Linked DNA regions of Homo sapiens: region 1 is linked to region 2. A link is an interaction called in ENCODE POLR2A ChIA-PET data of the cell type or tissue named here. Cell type or tissue: Panc1. All regions are shown on one strand. Links, peaks and the distances in the headings refer to the core of each region. The heading gives the core; the rest is flanking DNA. Region 1 has its middle 16 kb from the start of LINC01625. Region 2 has its middle 20 kb from the start of CITED2.

Region 1 (9,310 bases), core at 3,516-7,515, 94 kb before region 2:
AGGGAAATTGAAAAGGAAAGGGGAAAGCCCAGATTGCAATTGGTCTTAACCAGTTGCAGTTCAAATATCTTACTTTGCAATCTTAAAAAGTCATAAGGCCACTGCTAGTGAGGGGGCCTTGAAACATAATCTTCATTAGCTTCTTGGTCTGCTTGGCTGATTCTTTCAGGTCATTCAAATCTTGTGCAAATGTCAACTCATCAGAAAAGCCTTCCATAACCATTCTAGCTAATCGCTCTCTTTGTCATTCTCTACACTTAATACTGTTTCATTTTTCTTCGGGGTGCTTACCCCTATCTATTATAACAATAAACTTTCTATTCATAATGAATGTATGCTCCATGAGCACGATTCTGTTCTGTTTTTCTCAGTGCAGTGTCCCAGCAATAAGCACAGTTCCTGGTAGGTGCTCAACAAACATGGGATGAATAAATTAAAGACCATAGGCAATGATATGGAAAGATGTGCCTACATTATTGTTGAGGAAGGAAAAGAAAACACATTATAGAAAGATAAAGAGTTGATCCTCATTATTCATTGATTCTGTTTGTTAATTCACCTACTCACTAAGCCAATTTGTAATCCCAAAAGCAACACTCATGACACTTTCTCTGTTATATACAACAATGTGCATTCCTAGCTGAGGCTGAAGAAGAAAATGACACTCTGCCTTCTTGTTTCAGCTCTCATACTGTAAACAAGTGTCCTTTTTGCAATCTATTTAGTGCCATGTTTTTGTATTTTCTTTTGCTGTTTATAATGTCCCCAAACATACTGCTGAAGTGCTATCTAGTGATTTTTGTTTTTTTTTTTTGAGATGGAGTCTCGCACTGTCTCCCAGACTGAAGTGCAGTGGTGCAATCTCAGCTCACTGCAACCTCTGCCTCCCGGGTTCATGTGATTGTCCTGCCTCAGCCTCCCAAGTAACTGGGACTACAGGTGCACACCACCACGCCCAACTAATTTTTGTATTTTTAGTAGAGACAGGGTTTCACCATGTTGGCCAGGATGGTCTCCATCTCTTGACCTCGTGATCCGCCTGCCTCTGCCTCCTAAAGTGCTGGGATTACAGGCGTGAGCCACAGCGCCTGGCCACTCTAGTGTTTTTAAGGGCACAAAGTCTGTGATGTGCCTTACAGGGAAAAGGACCATTTGTGCCATTGGAGAAAATACGTGTGTTTGATAAGCTTTTTTCAGACATGAGTTATAGTACTGTTGGCTATGAGTTCAATGTTAATGAATTAATGTTCAGTGTTGATGAATTAATGATATACACTGAATAAGCTGTCTTTAAACAGAAATACACATAGAACAAGATTATGTATTGACAAGTTGGTGATATGGTTTGGTTGTGTCCTCACCCAAAATCTCATCTTGAATTGTAGTCCCCATAATCCCCCATGCTGTTCCCGTGATAGTGAGTGAGTTCTCATGAGGTCTGATGGTTTTTTGTTTTTGTTTTTGAGATGGAGTCTCACTCTGTTGCCCAGGCTGGAGGGCAGTGGCACAATCTTAGCTCACTGCAACCTCCGCCTCCCGGGTTCAAGCAATTCTCCTGCCTCAGCCTCCCAAGTAGCTGGGATTACAGGTGCATGCCACCACACCTGGCTGATTTTTTTGTTTTTTGAGACGGAGTTTTGCTCTTGTTGCCCAGGCTGGAGTGCTATGGTGCGATCTTGGCTCACTGCAACCCCCACCTCCCGGGTTCAAGGGATTCTCCTGCTTCAGCCTCCCAAGAAGATGGGATTACAGGCATGCACCACTGTGCCTGGCTAATTTTGTATTTTTAGTAGAGATGGGTTTTCTCCACGTTGGTCAGGCTGGTCTTAAACTCCCGACCTCAGGTGATCCACCCGCCTTGGCCTCCCAAACTGTTGGGATTACAGGTGTGAGCTACTGTGCCCAGCCTACCTGGCTGATTTTTGTATTTTTAGTAGAGACAGGGTTTCACTGTGTTGGCCAGGCTGGTTTCGAACTCCTGACCTCAGGTGATCCACTTGCCTCAGCCTCCCAAAGTGTTGGGATTACAGGCGTAAGCCACTGCACCCAGCCTATCTGATGGTTTTATAAGCGCTCGGTAGTTCCTCCTGTGTTCACTTCTCTTTTCTGCCGCCTTATGAAGAAGATTCCTTGCTTCCCCTTCACCTTCCACCATTATTGTAAGTTTCCTGAGGCCTCCCCAGCCATGCTGAACTGTGTGTCAATTAAACCTCTTTTCTTTATAAATTATCCAGTCTCGGGTAGTTCTTTTTTGAGATGGAGTCTCCCTCTGTCGCCTAGGCTGGAGTGCAGTGGCGCAATCTCGGCTCACAGCAAGCTCCGCCTCCTGGGTTCACGCCATTCTCCTGCCTCAGCCTCCCAAGTAGCTGGGACTACAGGCACCCGCCACCACGCCCCGGCTAATGTTTTGTATTTTTAGTGGAGACGGGGTTTCACCGTGTTAGCCAGGATGGTCTCGATCTCCTGACCTCGTGATCCACCCACCTTGGCCTCCTGAAGTGCTGGGATTACAGGCGTGAGCCACCACGCCCGGCCTTTTTTTTTTTTTTTTTTTTAGATGGAATCTTGCTCTGTCGCCCAGGCTGGAGTGCAGTGGCACTATCTTGGCTAACTGTGAGCTCCACCTCCTGGGTTCACGCCATTCTCCTGCCTCAGCCTCCCCAGCAACTGGGACTACAGGCACATGCTGCCACGCCCAGCTAATTTTTTGTATTTTTAGTAGAGACCGGGTTTCACCGTTGTTAGCCAGGATGGTCTGGATCTCCTGACCTCCAGATCCGCCCGCCTTGGCCTCCCAAAGTGCTGGGCTTATAGGTGTGAGCCACCATGCCCGGCCAATCTCAGGTAGTTCCTTATAGCAGTATGAAAACGGACTAATACAGTGGGAAAAAAATGTAACCATAGGCTCACAGGAACCTAACTCTGTATTTCCCCTAGGAGCAATGTTTTAGTATTAACTAATTCAGTGTTCATGGCAATTTTATAAAACATAATTACTGTAAATAATGAGAATTGATTATACATAGATGTTACATTTGCTAAAATATATACATATATAATAGATATAACAGATACAGCCACAGTTATAGATAGATTTGTGTAGACATATCTATCTATTTTCTACATAGCAAAATATCTGGACGTATATAAACTATTAATAGCAGTTACCTCTGGAGAGTGGGATTAAGGACCTATTAGAACAGTTTCATTCTTTGCCATTTTTTACACTTTTATATTTTTGATAATTTTTTCAACAAGTAATTACTACTTTGCTAATTTTTCACACTAACATTTTTAACAAACTAAAACAATAAATTTTTCCTTAAAAAATAAAAACACAACCTTGCTCTCTCCCCCCCTCCACAAAAATAAATAAATATATTCATAAACTTCAGCAAGATTTAGGAAAAAGCTCATATCCTTGGACAGTTTCATTTTAAAAGAAACATCAACAAGAAAGTGCAGGCCTATAAAGAAATAAAAAGTAGACCAGATAAGTGATTGAAAGGAAAAGTAGTATGTGAAAATAACATTTTTTAACCAAATTGCTAAATCAATAATTATATAAATAAATAACAAATATATGCAGGAATGAAGCTGCCCTTAAGCTAGCATGAAAGCAAATGAAAGAGAGCATGAAGGAAAAAAAGAGAGTCTTCAGGTGTGACATGATTGTCATCAAAGAACCAAGTTGGAAAAGCAAAATAAAATACAAAAGCTTAAAAGAAACAAAAGTGTCCAATTCACAATGTAGTAAAAAGAAACAGGTTCACAGCAAAGGAGGTTTTTTGTTTTTTTTTTTTTTTTTTTTTAAGATTGGACTCTTTTCAGCATTCTACACTTAAATAACTGGAATATTTATAAGTAGAATCCTAGTCAACTCTTTCAAAACGATTGGCCCTTTAAGTGTTAAATTAAGTTTGGCCTAAAGCTGCTTCCTTACACATTTTAAGTTTGCCATAAAGGTTTCTCCATACATAGTGAACTGTTATCTAACTGGATGTGTAAACAGACTAACCTACTCTTGCACCAATCACTGAGTTTCAGCCAATCACAGGCAGCCAACTGTTCAAACTGTGTTCAAATAAGGCAAATACCAAGCTGTAACCAATTCAGCTGTTTCTGTACCTCACTTCCGTTTTCTGTCTGTCACTTTCCTTTTCTGTTCATAAATTTTTCTTCACCACCCGGCAGTGCCACAGTCTATTCCGGTTCAGGAGGCTGCCTGATTCTTGAACTGTTCTTTGCTCAATTAAATTCTGTTAAATTTAACTAGTCTAAAGTTTTTCTTTTAACATAAGAAATGTGCTTTTTATTGTCTCCAAAGAAAGAACACCATGTCCATGATGGCTTCGTTACTTTCTGTAAGAGCAGGGTATCTTTCATACAGTGTAGAGTACTGAGTAAAAGTCAGGGATTACTGCTAATTCATTCCAGGCATAAGAGACTTGGGGCATGCACAGGTAGATGAAGTAACAAGAGTTAGCACCCATTTCTAGCATAACACCTGAGAGGTAAAGGCTGTTCTCAGAGATGCAATCATTCTTCACGTTTCATAAACAGAAACCCATGAGGCAAGAAGAATTTGGGTGATATTTTTCCTCTTTCCCAGATAGCAGCAGTATAGAATAGAATAGCACTAATTGGGCCTTAAAATCGCAAAAGTTTAACTCTATTCTCCCTACCTCCTCACCCCTTCATCCTCTCACCAGCCTCAGCCTCATAAGCTCCTTTTTCTGTGGAGCTCCCTATAAGATGTTTTTGTTTTTTGTTTTTAAATAGAGACAGTGTCTCACTCTGCCACCCATGCTGAAGTGCCGTGGTGCAATCATAGCACACGGCAGCCTCAAACTCCTGGGCTCAAGCAATCCTCTCACCTCAGCCTCCCAAATAGCTGGGACTACAGGTGCCTGCCACCATGTCTGGCTAATTTTTTTACTTTTTTGTAGAGATAAGTCTTATGATGTTGCCCAGGCTGGTCTTGATCTCCTAGCATCAAGCAATCCTCCCACCTCAGTAAAGTACTGGGATTACAGGCATGAGCCACTGTGCCTGGCCAGATGTCATTTTTTAAAAGAATTCTGGGGACTAAACATTTGAACTGATGATCAGTTTATCATCAGTAACCAAGTTTAAGAAATTCTAGACAATCAAATGAACCATCTTGAAGTTTTTCCCCTGGAAGGAAAGAAGTTGGAGGAGTAAGTCTCCATTGAAAACTGCTGTAGTGTGAGGGTGTCACTTGAGAAAGCGGCCTTATAAAATGATGGATCAAGGTTTTTACCACCATAGACTTGACTGGCATACATTTCAATCATCAATGAGAAAAAGCCATATAGCTACATTTTGCCCTTTAGAGTCAAGCATACCATATCACAGAATAAGAATTAGGAATCTTCAAAAGGGAGGCTTTTCCCAAAAGGGCCACAGGTAGCATGAGTATATGTCTGCTCAATGAGCATGAAATTGTACTTTCTTTCTTTCTTTCCCAAATGCATTTTGTTTCCTTAAATAAGGCAAAAATTCACTTAAAAAAAAGAAGGCTTCCACGGCATGTATTGATCCTTTAGCATGAACATTTATATTAATGGTTAAGGATAAAATTTAAGCATTTAAGGGGAGAAAAAAAAATCAGTATGCAAGCTAATCTCATGCTAAGCCTGCAGCCCATCTAATTGAATTTTAAGTACAGTTGTGAGTTCTTCTTTCTTCCCACCTCTAGTATATTTTACTGACTGTAGAGATAATTTTTTTCACTGTATATTTAAAAGCGCATTAATAGACAACATTATTGCTCACAGACAAACTAAGAAAAGCCTACTTCTCAGGTTTTTGTTCTTCATCTTACGAAGTCTGCAAGAAAAGAAAAGGTGGACCTTCAATAAAATTTGGCCTTGATCATTTTTAGGGCAAATGAATTATAGGGAAGCCTCCTAGAAAACATCACCAATACTCAGTAAAACAAATATACTTTAGGAGCTCAAAGTTAAATTCACCTAGTGAACCAATAATAAATTTTTTTTCTAGGACTGTTTGCCTAAAGGATTTCGGCTTTGTTATTGGAACATAAGAAATCCTAGACCCTGAGAAAGGCCACTTGGCTAAGCATGGCTGATACTTTCAAATTCCCTGATTCCAGCTCCCGATAGTTTCTCAATTTAAAAATTCATCTAGTCATCTGTTTGAAACAATAAAATGATGCTCCTAGTTTCTCTAGAGTTTTTTGGCAACTGCTTAGTTGAGACATTTATCTTCCAGGTGAGAGTATTTTGGCAATAGCACCTCTTTCTTTTCCTACTGTCCTATTTGTATAAGGTCAGGTTGGCCTCTATACTGTGAGCATGAAGAGCTTAATTGGAACAATATTATTATCCTTCACAATTTACAGAAATATATTTGGCCCTCATGAACTGTCATTTTCCTCAGGGAGAATACGCTGCTTTCTTATTAAGCCTTGCGGAAAAACAGAAATAATTCTTCTGAACCCCTTGGTGTTGCCTAGGCATTCTACCATGTTGCTCTTAAGCGAAAGAACAGAAGAGACACAATGACCTTGAAACTTCATTCTAAAACAACCCCCAAAAGTGAAAACGTAGCAAAATCACTGAGTCAGTTTTGGAATTGGTAGATTTCACGGAAGAATACCTCCCATAGGACCCACGTAGAAAGGGATTTAGTTTGTAAAAAGACAGCATCCGCCCCTCACGTGATCTCCATGAATGAATCTATCTTGACCCTTTTCTTTGCAAACCCAATTCTGATGCCCTTCCCCATTCCAATGTCTTCGTCTCCCTTTTATAGAAGGATGGCACCTGTTCCAGGCAGCCACATCTGTTGCCTCTCTGTCCCTCAAAATTTTAGCCAGAAAAGCTACAACCAGAAATCTTGCCTTTTAAAGATCACAATTAATAAAACCATTGGCTTTCTAGAAAAACTCCTTTCTCGTTCAGATTCTTCTCAATCCTTTTCACATCTATTACTCACTCTCACCTCAACATCAGAATTTTTCACCACGACCCCAACTATTGCACCTTCCTTGGTTTCCCTATATTTTCCCTCAATGGTATTACTTTCCTCAGCCTTTTGTTCTTCAAATTGCCTGGCTGCTTTTCACTGCCTCTTTGTTTGCCCTGTATGCACAGAATCTCGCCAATTCTTTAAGATATCACCCAGGTTTACTTTTTTCCTCTGTGTTTCCACAGCCACTGCCCAAGGTTTGACCCTCTTTACCACATATCTTTATATTACTAGAAAATTCTAATTATTGGTACTTAACATACCTGCATCCAGCTCTTCCATCCCATCATACACCATCACACACCATGCAGCCATCTCTACCTTTCTAAAATACCTTTTTCAGTATTTTGACTTCTATTCCATCTTCTCCATAAATTTCCACCCTAGCTTAAGAACCTACCCTAAAATGGCCGGGCGTGGTGGCTCACGCCTGTAATCCCAGCACTTTGGAAGGCCGAGGCGGGCTGATCACAAGGTCAGGAGATTAAGACCATCCTGGCTAACTCGGTGAAACCCTGTCTCTACTAAAAATACAAAAAAATTAGCCGGGCATGGTGGGGGGTGCCTGTAGTCCCAGCTACTGAGGAGGCTGAGGCAGGAGAATGGCGTGAACCCAGAAGGTGGAGCTTGCAGTGAGCTGAGATCATGCCACTGCACTCCAGCCTGGGTGACAGAGCGAGACTCCATCTCAAAAAAAAAAAAAAAGAACCTACCCTAAAACAACAGCAGTGACCATGCATTAGCTGGTTACCTGCTGCAATCATCCTAGGTGCTATACAAGTTGCTTTTCATACATTATATTTAATCTTCACTATCACCCTATAAGTTTGGTGTCGTTATTACCATTTTGTAATAGAGAAAACTGAAACAAAATAAATAAGCAACTTTTCCAGGAATGACTAGAGCTCAAATTAGAATTCTCATCAGTTCGACTTCCAAACCCATGCTTTCCCCTGATTACAAAGGCCCCCAATTACCTAATGGATCTATCAAAACTCTTCCAACCTCCAGTTTAAATAGCCTCATGATGTGGCACACCTGATCTACTATATCACCACAAACCTTGTGCTCCAAAAGATGGTAGTTAAGGTCATGCAGTCTGGGTTCAGGTGCTAGCTCTGCAACTTACCAGTTCAGTGAGCTGCAACAAGTTCCTTGACCTCTCTGCACCTCAACTTTCTCATAAATCCTGATAATAGCACTCTGAGAAATGTTACATTTGTGGAGGGCATGCTCTCAGGACAAACACCAGTAAGGCAATGAGAGAAGCAAGATTGAGGAAAGAGAGAAGTTGAACGGTGAGGCAGCGGCAACAGAGGCCTCAGCTGATCCCACTAATTCCAGCTCCGAAGCTGGCGTGGCCCTGAAGAGATATTGACCAGTGATTGGATACAGGCCTGAAAAAGTCTGTAGCCTTGGACAGGCAGCTCCTCCCTGCCAAGAGCAATTTCTAGGGAAGGATTTAGCTATGAGCTGTCAGCAGACAACACTTCTGGAAATGGGAGCAATGCCTTGGGCCTATAGGGGGACACCTGTGTGACACACCACAGCATCCATTACAGTTAGCATAAGCACTATATGAATTATTACCTATAAATCACTTAGCTGGCATATTTTAGCCCAAGGTAAGTATTAGCTCTCACATCAGTTTCAATGCCTAGAAAGTTTCTTTGCTTTACCTGAAGGCTGCCTGACTAAAATTTTGAAAGAAGGGTGACAGTGTGGATTTTTGTTTATTTGTTTTAATGCCCAATGCAGCTAAACTCTGTAAATATTTATACATTTATCTGATTATGTGTTTGCTTCTGCCTATTACATAATGCTTTGGTTTGTTGTACTTTAAAGTGCTTATTTCCCTACTGTCTATCAGAGCTGAAAGCAAATACAGAAGAACAGTGTCTTCTTAACTAAATATGGTCATCAGTGAACACATGCCAGAGCAACTGCTGGTTATTTAAAGAGTATTTAAAATTAATCCACGTAGTCTTGAAAAGGAAGATGAAAATTTTTAAACAATACAAAATTGAAGGGCATACGTAAATTCCACCAGCACTAGAAATCAACAAATCCTTCAATCCTCTCAATTATCCTTTCAGTCTTCTTCTCCTGTTAGAAATATTCCTGAAGTCTTAATTTCCTCAACCTGAGCTCTAGACACCCAGCAACCAAAAAGCGTGGGGACTCTGGGGCTAATATTGCAAGGGGTGTGATATATGTATCCAGCTACCAAAAAGGTTGTACATTTGTTGGCCAAAGAATGCAAAATTTCAGCTAGATAGGAGGAAGAAATTCA
Region 2 (9,310 bases), core at 2,133-6,132:
TTTCTTATTGTGTTATTAATCACACCTAGCCCTTCCTGCCAGTCAGAGTTTCTGATCATTAGGAGAGAATCTCTGTTACCAGAGATTGTTGTTACCACAACAAGTTGATATGATTTTAGCCAAGAGCAAAGAAACTTGACATTTTATTTAGCCTCTAGGGACTTATTGTAAGTAAATGTAATGGTTTCTGTTAGCCTTTTGAAATATTGAAAATAACTCAAGGAGCTATTACAATCTTCAAGGACCCTGAGGGATGTAAAAACCACAGATGGGAAATTTTTGCACCAGAGAATAGACAAGATTCTATTAAAAATAAGCAAATCATGTGCACATTATATTTCCCCAGCTCCTATCAATTCATTCTTACATTCATACCATTCAACAAGAATTTATTGAGCCTCAACTAATCATGTATTAGACACTGACATCAGCATTAGGGATATAAAAATAAAATTCCTTGCCCTCAAACGGCCCACAGTCCAGTCACAGAACTAGATATGTAAGATGTAAGCAAACCCAAGGCAAGCAAATAACAGCTTGATTGCACACAGCATTTGGCTGTATGGTTGCAGAGCATTGTGTCCTAACACTGCCTTGGAGAGCTGGAAAGGCTTCTGGAGAAATTAACAACTGAGTGGAGATGTTAGGGTGGAGAAAGAGCCAGCAGTTGAACAAATGTGATTGATCTTTCCAGGAAATGGGAACAGCATGTGTAAAGACATAAGTCATAAGAGAGAATGAACAGGGTGTTCAGAAACAGCTAGCAATTCAGCAGAAGAAATAGCATAGTGTAGTGGTTGAACACACAGACTTTGACGTCAGATCATCAGGAAGGGTCTCTAGGCTTCACCACTTAGAAACTGGAGACTTCCCACAAGTTACCTAAGCTCTCTAAGCCTCTGTTTCCACATCTGCAAAATTGAGATAATAATACTATCTACTTCTTGAAGTCATGAAGAGAATCAAATTGCACTTTTTATTTATTTTTTATTTTTATTTATTTATTTATTTATTTTTGAGATGGAGTCTCACTCTGTCACCCAGGCTGAAGTGCAGTAGCATGATATCGGCTCACTGCAACCTCCGCCTCCTGGGTTCAAGCGATTCTCCTGCCTCAGTCTCCCGAGTGGCTGTGATTACAGGTGCCTGCCACCACACCCAGCTAATTTTTGTATTTTCAGTAGAGACGGGATTTCACTATGTTGGCCAGGCTGGTCTCGAGCTCCTGACCTCAGGTGATCCACCCACCTCGGCCTCCCAGAGTATTCAGATTACAGGCGTGAGCCACTGCGCCCGGCCAAATTGCACTTTTTAAAGCATTTAGCCCTGTTCTTGGTACTTAGTAATTAGTACTTATACATGTTGGCTCTCTATTGCTCTTTAGGAAGCATGCTCCTTGTGGGAGAGTAAAGTTGGAGAGATTGTCAGGGACCAGGGCATGAAGGATTTTTCTGCCACGCTAAAAAGGTGGCATCACCTTCTGTGGATCCTTGAAGAATTTTAAGCTCAGGAATAAGGAGCAACATGATAGCATTTTTAAGTTAGAAAGAACACTTTGGCTCTAGTGTGTAGGAAGAATTGGATAAATGGGAACTGGAGGTATAGAGCTAACTAGGAAACTATCACAATGGCACAAAATAAGCTTAATATTGGGCCAGGCGTGATGACTCACGCGTGTAATCCCAGCACTCTGGGAGGCTGAGACAGGAGGATCTCTTGAAGCCAGGACTTCCAGACCAACCTGGGAAACACTGAGATCCAGTCGCTACAAAAAATTAGAAGAAAGGAAAAAAAAAAAAACAACTTTTGAGCCTGCCCTAGCCAACATGGTGAAACTCCGTCTCTACTAAAAATACAAAAATTAGCCGGGCGTTGTGGCAGGCACCTGTAATCCCAGCTACTCAGGAGGCTGAGGAGGAGAATCGTTTGAACCCAGGAGACAGAGGTTGCAGTGAGCCGAGATCATGCCACTGCACTCCAGCCTGGGTGACAAGAGCGAGATTCCGTCTCAAAAAAAAAAAAAAAAGAACTTAGCCAGGCATGGTGGCATGCATACCTGTAGTCCTAGATACTCAAGAGGCTAAACTGGGAGGATCAGTTGATCCCAGGATTTCGAGGCTTCAGTGAGCTATTGTCATGCCCCTGCACTTCAGACTGAGCAACAGAGCGAGACCCTGTCTCTAAAATTTAAAAAAAAGTATATATGTGTATATATATATATATATATTTTTTTTTTTTTTTTTTTTTTAGACGGAGTCTCGCTCTGTCGCCCAGGCTGGAGTGCAGTGGCACGATCTCGGCTCACTGCAAGCTCCGCCTCCCGGGTTCAGGCCATTCTCCTGCCTCAGCCTCCCGAGTAGCTGGGACTACAGGCTCCCGCCACCACGCCCAACTAATTTTTTACTATTTTTAGTAGAGACGGGGTTTCACCGTGTTAGCCAGGATGGTCTCGATCTCCTGACCTCGTGATCCGCCCGCCTCGGCCTCCCAAAGTGCTGGGATTACAGGCGTGAGCCACCGTGCCCGGCCAAAAAATATTTTTTTAAAGCTTACTGTCGGCCGGGTGCGGTGGCTCACGCCTGTAATCCCAGCACTTTGGGAGGCCGAGGCGGGCGGATCACCTGAGGTCAGGAGTTTCAGACCGGCCTGGCCAACGTGGCGAAACCCTATCTCTACTAAAAATACAAAAATTACCTGGGCATGGGGCCTGCGCCTGTAATCCCAGCTACTTGGGAGGCTGAGGTGAGAGAATCGCTTGGACCTGGAAGGCGGAGGTTGCACTGCGCCGAGATCACGCCACTGCACTCCAGCCTGGGCGACAGAGCGAGACTCCACCTCAAAAATAAATAAATAAACAAACAAACAAACAAATAAATAAATAAATAAATAAAAATTAAAGCTTAGTGTCACTAAGTGATAGTTATAACTGTGATTGCCAAAGACGAAGCTGCTGAGGGGAGAAAAACTGCTGTATGCACTCACACCAGGTCTACAATACTCTGTGAAAATTTCTCTTCCTGAAGTGTTTGTTTATCTCCTAAGAGCAACAAAACATATTTTAAATTAGCATAGCAACCAATGTGGGAACTTCATTGTCAGCTCAACACAGGGGAATGTATAGAAAGTCCTTTCTAAAGGCACCTGTAAAAAGCCTCTTTTGCCTTAAACGTGATGACTTAACTAATGGGATAAATAAACCCTCTTTGAAATGCAGAAGTGGCTTAGAAGGAGCCTCCAGGAAGTCGTATTTGATATGCGCATGCATCTTGAAAAATAGTTTCCTTCTCCCAGTGCTGCCTTGGGGATCCGTGAAGGACAATTCTTCAAGCCAGGCAAGAACACCAGCAGAGCGGTGTCTTCACAGCTCAGCCTCCAGACCCCAACAGCTGGGCTTTCATTACAGTACATATTGCAAACCGCCTTTTGCCAGAATTCTCCAACTTCAGGCTAACACAAGGCTGCCAAGGGAGCTGGGGCACTTGAGAGCTGTGGGCCAGAAAAAGGGACCCCGCCAAAGCTAGGGACTCTTAAGAGGCGATGCGAATGGAATTCTGCTCTTCCAGGATTACAACTCCACCATGCTTCCCTTCCTCTTAAAAAGCGTACTATGAAAAAAATAATTATACTGCATAGATAATTAGAAAGGGAAAGCTCAATAGCTTTAAATAAAGGTTCTTAGCCAGGGGATGGGGAAACAAGAAAATATTTAGAGAGGGAAGGAGAGGTCCCTTAGAGCCGACAGCAAAGTGCCATATTTTAAGGTGGTATGTTTTGCCCAAATGGTTTCTTCACAGCTTGTTAACAGCTGAGGCTCTTTCCCATACTAAAGACCACCCAGTTGTGATAACTTGGTGGTGGACTTATCTTATTGGCATTTATAATGGCAGCTGCCTATAGCCCAGGGAGTTAGAAGCAACCCACAGAGCAATTTCAGTCAAATGCAAGTTCAAGGTACATGACCTTGCAAGCAATGCTGCTGGAGAGAGATATATGTATTTCTCCTCCAGCCCCCAACTCCCTCTGGAGTCCTTGGAAAGTCCTTCTGAAAAATTCTGAAAGAAAAAATGCTAAACTGTCAAACTCAGGGAAGCTGGGCAATTTTTGTCCCCTTTAAAAAAATATTTTCTTGTATTTTCCGTGAAAGTTATTTTCCTGCAAAGGAACAAAATTTCACTCCTCTATAATTTGTATTTATATCAACCACTTTCATCACAATCATAAAAAATTTGTTACAATCAGCTGTAAACTAATTTGTACTATTACAATATAATCTCCTCTTTGGTTTGAGAAACTTTGGTAAAGTTTACTCTACAAGCCAGAAAAAAAAGTTATGCACCTGTATAATGCTAGAGATACACAAACCTATGGATGCAGAAGCTGTCCTTAAAGGAAGTATGTGTAGAAATGCAACTGAAGAGTTGTTATTTGTTATTAATAGAAGAAATTTGAAAAAAATAACTATAAATACTTTATAATTCTAACAAATGTAGTGAGGAAGAAATGGATTATTTAAGTCCAAAAGTAAGTACAGTACAGAAAGTTCTGATTTCTGACATTGTAACCAGAGACAAAAGAGAGAGAGGGCCTGGCGCGGTGGCTCAGGCCTGTAATCCCAGCACTCTGGGAGGCTGAGGCAGGCTGACCACTTGAGGCTAGGAGTTTGAGGCCAGCCTGGCCAACATGGCAAAACCCCATCTCTATTGAAAATACAAAAAGTTAGCTGGGCATGGAGGTGCACACCTCTAATCCTATCTACTCGGGAGGCTAAGGCAGGAGAATCACTTGAACCCGGGAGGCAGAGGTTGCAGTGAGCTGAGATTATACCACTGCTCTCCAGCCTGGGTGACACAGTAAGACTCTGTCTCAAAAAAAAAAAAAAAAGAAAAGAAAAGAAAAGAAAGAAAGAAAGAAAAAAAGAAACACACAGAGAGAGGAACACTTGTGAATGGTTCAATCTGGAAGTATAAAAAGGGGAGAAAACAAATACATACATGGATCATAGGTCAGATGTAAGAGATAAGGTTTAATGGCTAACACTAAGATGACTTGCACTATGGCTGTTTTGTAAGTAGGTATTGGAGGAGATTTTTTTAAAGTGTGAAACATTATGAAAACCTCCTCTCCCTCCTCTCCATGGAAAAAAACTATACGTGCTCTGTGTGTGTGTGTGTGTGTGTGTGTGTTTGGTATGTGGGGTGTGTGTGTGTGTGTGTGTTTGGTATGTGGGGTGTGTGTGTGTGTATGGTGTGGGGTGTGTGTGTGTGTATGGTGTGGGGTGTGTGTGTGTATGGTGTGGTGTATGTGTGTGTGTGTATTTTAAACAAAGCACAAGAAACCAGCACAGAACATCTTCACAGTAATTTTCTATCTAAAATGTGGCAGGACAAGAATAAAGAGACCTACACTTAAAAAAAAAACTTATGGCAGAAATAGCCTGGGTGAAATATGGGAGGAAGCAATTGAAGACCTTCAGGGGAAGATTTTCCTTGGTCAACATATGGAAAGTTATTGTTTCACAGTGAATAAGCAACTAGAACATAAAAATCTATCCCTCTACTAGAGTTGTTCATCAAAGGGACATTGTAGCAAGCCAAAAAAAAAATTTTTTTTTGTAACATTAAAACTGTTCTCCAGTACTTTTTCACTTATGTCATTCAATGCCCTTCTAGGATAACTCACATGACGAATTTCTCTCAGCTACGAGTAAAAAAAATCATTTATCTTTCCTAATAAACTAGTAGTCCTTTCCTTATTGGACACTGAAAGCTACATAATACAACATATTTCTCCCTTTGCCTTGGCTACCAGGAAGCGCTAAGAAAATTTGCATCCCCCAGGATTCACTGAAACCATTATCCATTGCTCCTCTTCTTTTGTAGTTTGTCTTGTTTTATTTTTGTGTTAAGATTCCTTAATTATATGTTTTGAAAAGCTGTTATTTCATTCAAAGTTGGAAAGAGAGAATGGAAAGAAGAGTATTTTTCACCTTTCCATCTAGGATAGTGCTGATTATTATGTCCTGTCCTTAAAGTGGAGAAAAGAGGGATGAAAGGTTAAAGAATTTGGGAGCAGTTTCTCTAGATTTGGAGAAACAAAACACAACCCTTGCTTGGAAAAGCTTAACTTCTGTCCAAAGTCCTACTCTACTCTACTGTCTTTTAAAAGCAATAAACAAGAATAGAAAGCCTTACAGTGTTGAAGTCAGGTCGATTTCACCTGAAACCCCAGCTGTGCCACCTGGGAACTGAGTGACTTCAGTCAAATCACTTACCCTCTCTGGGCCTCAGATAGTAACACCATTTGAGCAGAGTTGACGTTGAGATTCAATAAGACAATGTATATGAAAGCCAATGGCATACTCTAAGGCTCCTACAGTCATTCAGCAAGTATGGTCTCTCCTTTCTTCCTTCTTTTACTTCCCCCAATGGTATACTGTTTTTCTGTTTCTGAGTCATTAGACACAGTGCTGTGTTAAGTAAAGAATGCAGTGTAATTGATGCCAGCCAAAAGCCATCACTAAAGACCTCTTTTTTTACAGCTTACATTTTATGTTTTAGGGAGGGAAGGGAAGGATTCTTAACCAATTGAATTAATTAATAATTAACTTTCCTTTCCTTTCTTTTTTTTGAGACAGGATCTCACTCTGTTGCCTAGGCTGGAGTGCATGGAGTACAGTGGTGCAATCATGGCTCACTGCAGCCTCTACCTCCTGGGCTCAGGCGATTTTCCTGCCTCAGCCTCCCTACTAGCTGGGACTACATGCACACACTACCACACCTGGCTAATTTTTCTGTTTTGTTTTGTTTTGTTTTTGAGACAGAGTCTCGCTCTGTCACCCAGGCTGGAGTGCAGTGGCGCGATCTCGGCTCACTGCAAGCTCCGCCTCCCGGATTCATGCCATTCTCCTGCCTCAGCCTCCCGAGTAGCTGAAACTACAGGAGCCTGCCACCATGCCCTACTAATTTTTTGTATTTTTAGTAGAGACGGGGTGTCACCGTGTGAGCCAGGATGGTCTCGATCTTCTGACCTAGTGATCCACCTGCCTCGGCCTCCCAAAGTGTTGGGATTACAGGCGTGAGCCACCACGCCCGGCCCAAAGTCTTGTTCTTTTATGGGTTGTGTGTGTGTGTGTGTGTGTGTGTGTGTGTGTGTGCGCGCGCATGGTTTGTTTGTTTATTTGTTTTTAGAGACAGGGTCTCACTCTGTTGCCCAGACTGGAGTGCAGTGTCACTATCATACCTCACTGCAGCCTTGAACTCCTGGGCTCAAGCAAAGTCTTGCTCTTTCAATTCCACTTAACATGGGTTCCATGCTGACCATCTGCCTTTGGTTAACGCCTCTTTCTTCAGATATCTCACTGGACTTCAGCTTTCGTAGCTAACATTCTGATCATTGATTGCTGCTTTGCACCTTTTTGAAAGCAGTTTCATTCCTCTGTTGTCAACCAGAGTGCCTCCCCAAGCTCACAGCCCAGCCATTGATTAGAAATAGGTGCCTCCTGTTGTCCCAGCCATACCTGTATTGACAGACTCTTGAGCTATTTCTCTAGATAGCTAATCTCAGGGGCATGGCCCATTCTAGTTTCGCTCCCTTTCAGAGGGTGGACTATAGGTCTATTCACACCTCAAAATTCCAGTGATGCTGACCTCACTTGTACATTCCAGAAATTAAAAGAGCCTTGTAATAAACAGAGGATACTGGAAAGAAGGGTGATCAGTCTCTCTGGCACTGATAAAGGGACACAGTTGGGTTAAGAGAAATGCCTGGTTAATTGGTCAGTATGATCCATATAAATATATATATATATTTATATGTATATATATATATTTATATGTATATATATATTTATATGTATATATATTTATATGTATATATATATTTATATGTATATATATTTATATGTATATATATATTTATATGTATATATATATTTATATGTATATATATATTTATATGTATATATATATATTTATATGTGTATATATATATATTTTTTTTTTTGAGACAGAGTCTTGCTCAGTCACCCAGCTTGGAGTGCAGTAGCACGATCTCGGCTCACTGCAAGCTCCGCCTCCCGGGTTCAGGCCATTCTCCTGCCTCAGCCTCCCGAGTAGCTAGGACTACAGACGCCCGCCACGACGCCCAGCTAATTTTTTTGTGTGTGTTTTTAGTAGAGACGGGATTTCACCATGTTAGCCAGGATGGTCTCGATCTCCTGACCTCATGATCCACCTGCCTCGGCCTCCCAAAGTGCTGGGATTACAGGAGTGAGCCACCGCGCCCGGCCCAGTATGATCCATATTAGGCACTTTGCTTTTTCAGACTCTATTTGCTCACTGAGCAGTCTTTACCTAAGTCAGAATTGTAATGGTGCTTCCAGATGTTTCAAACTCCTAGTCGTGGACCTGGATTCACACCTTCGATAGCATCACTTTTGCTCCCAGTATTCTTCAAACCAATGCTTCTGCCTATGATAAACAGTTTTCATGAAATAATCTGAAAGCAAAACATCAAGATTTTTGCAATGAACAGGGTCTGTGCATTTGGCTGAGCAAGGGGCGCTGACCTTTCATGTGTCCTCAGAGCACCCTGCTAGCCACCAGCTTGACCTGCACATATGGCCCAGTTCGAGTTCTGATATGAAGTTGGCTTTCCAGAGATTCCAGAGAGCTAAGAACAACTCTGATCATTTTTCTAACCACCAGCCCATCTCTCATGACTGCTGTCTTTGGTCTGTACTTTGAGCGAAGTCTTTGGCTACACATAGGTTTTTTGTGGTGGCAGCTGGTGCACAGTTGATCCCTTCAGGATTGTCAGCAGGACATAAACAACAGGGCCTGAACTTCACATGACAGTTGATATAATCTTCTGCAACTCTTTCAAGTTTTGCTCTTTATTGTCTCTGTGTCCTGGGGCAAGTCACTTTACCTCCTTTAGCCTGAATTTCTATCATCTCTAAATAAAGTGGATTGAATAAGATGGTTTGTATGGGCCTTGCCATCTGCAACTGACTACAATTCCATCATTCTTATAAATCTACTACAAAAACTCCATCTCTGCATTCAAGGTATGGCTGGAATCAGGCACATTTTTGCATGCGCTTGTGAAATCTTTTCTACAACTTTATAGTCACACTTTGTGCACCAATTACTAGATAAACTCCTGTAAGAGTTTTGATGGTGGTTGTAACTTGATGTTTACAGAAAACTTTCTAGCTGTGGCTGCCTAGGCCTTTTGACTTGAAGGAGGATAGCTACATCAGATAGGTTGAATGACTACCATTAAGATTCAGTTGTACATTATTGATGGT

The links. Peaks named below come from ENCODE experiments on the same cell type or tissue, not always from the same donor. Only the 100,000 strongest peaks of a DNase experiment are listed, where the experiment ranks them.
Region 1: POLR2A ChIA-PET joins it to region 2 with 6 read pairs; 4 of 35 experiments call an interaction of 5 or more read pairs at or near these places.

Annotation. Positions count from the first base shown.
Region 1 is chr6:139,485,452-139,494,761 of GRCh38, reverse strand. No RefSeq gene overlaps it. Among named protein-coding and RNA genes, the nearest start is that of LINC01625, 16 kb to the right of the region's middle. In Panc1, for the core only: no CTCF peak of the experiment used is centred there; no DNase peak of the experiment used is centred there.
Region 2 is chr6:139,390,130-139,399,439 of GRCh38, reverse strand. No RefSeq gene overlaps it. Among named protein-coding and RNA genes, the nearest start is that of CITED2, 20 kb to the right of the region's middle. In Panc1, for the core only: no CTCF peak of the experiment used is centred there; no DNase peak of the experiment used is centred there; H3K27ac peaks cover 547 bases.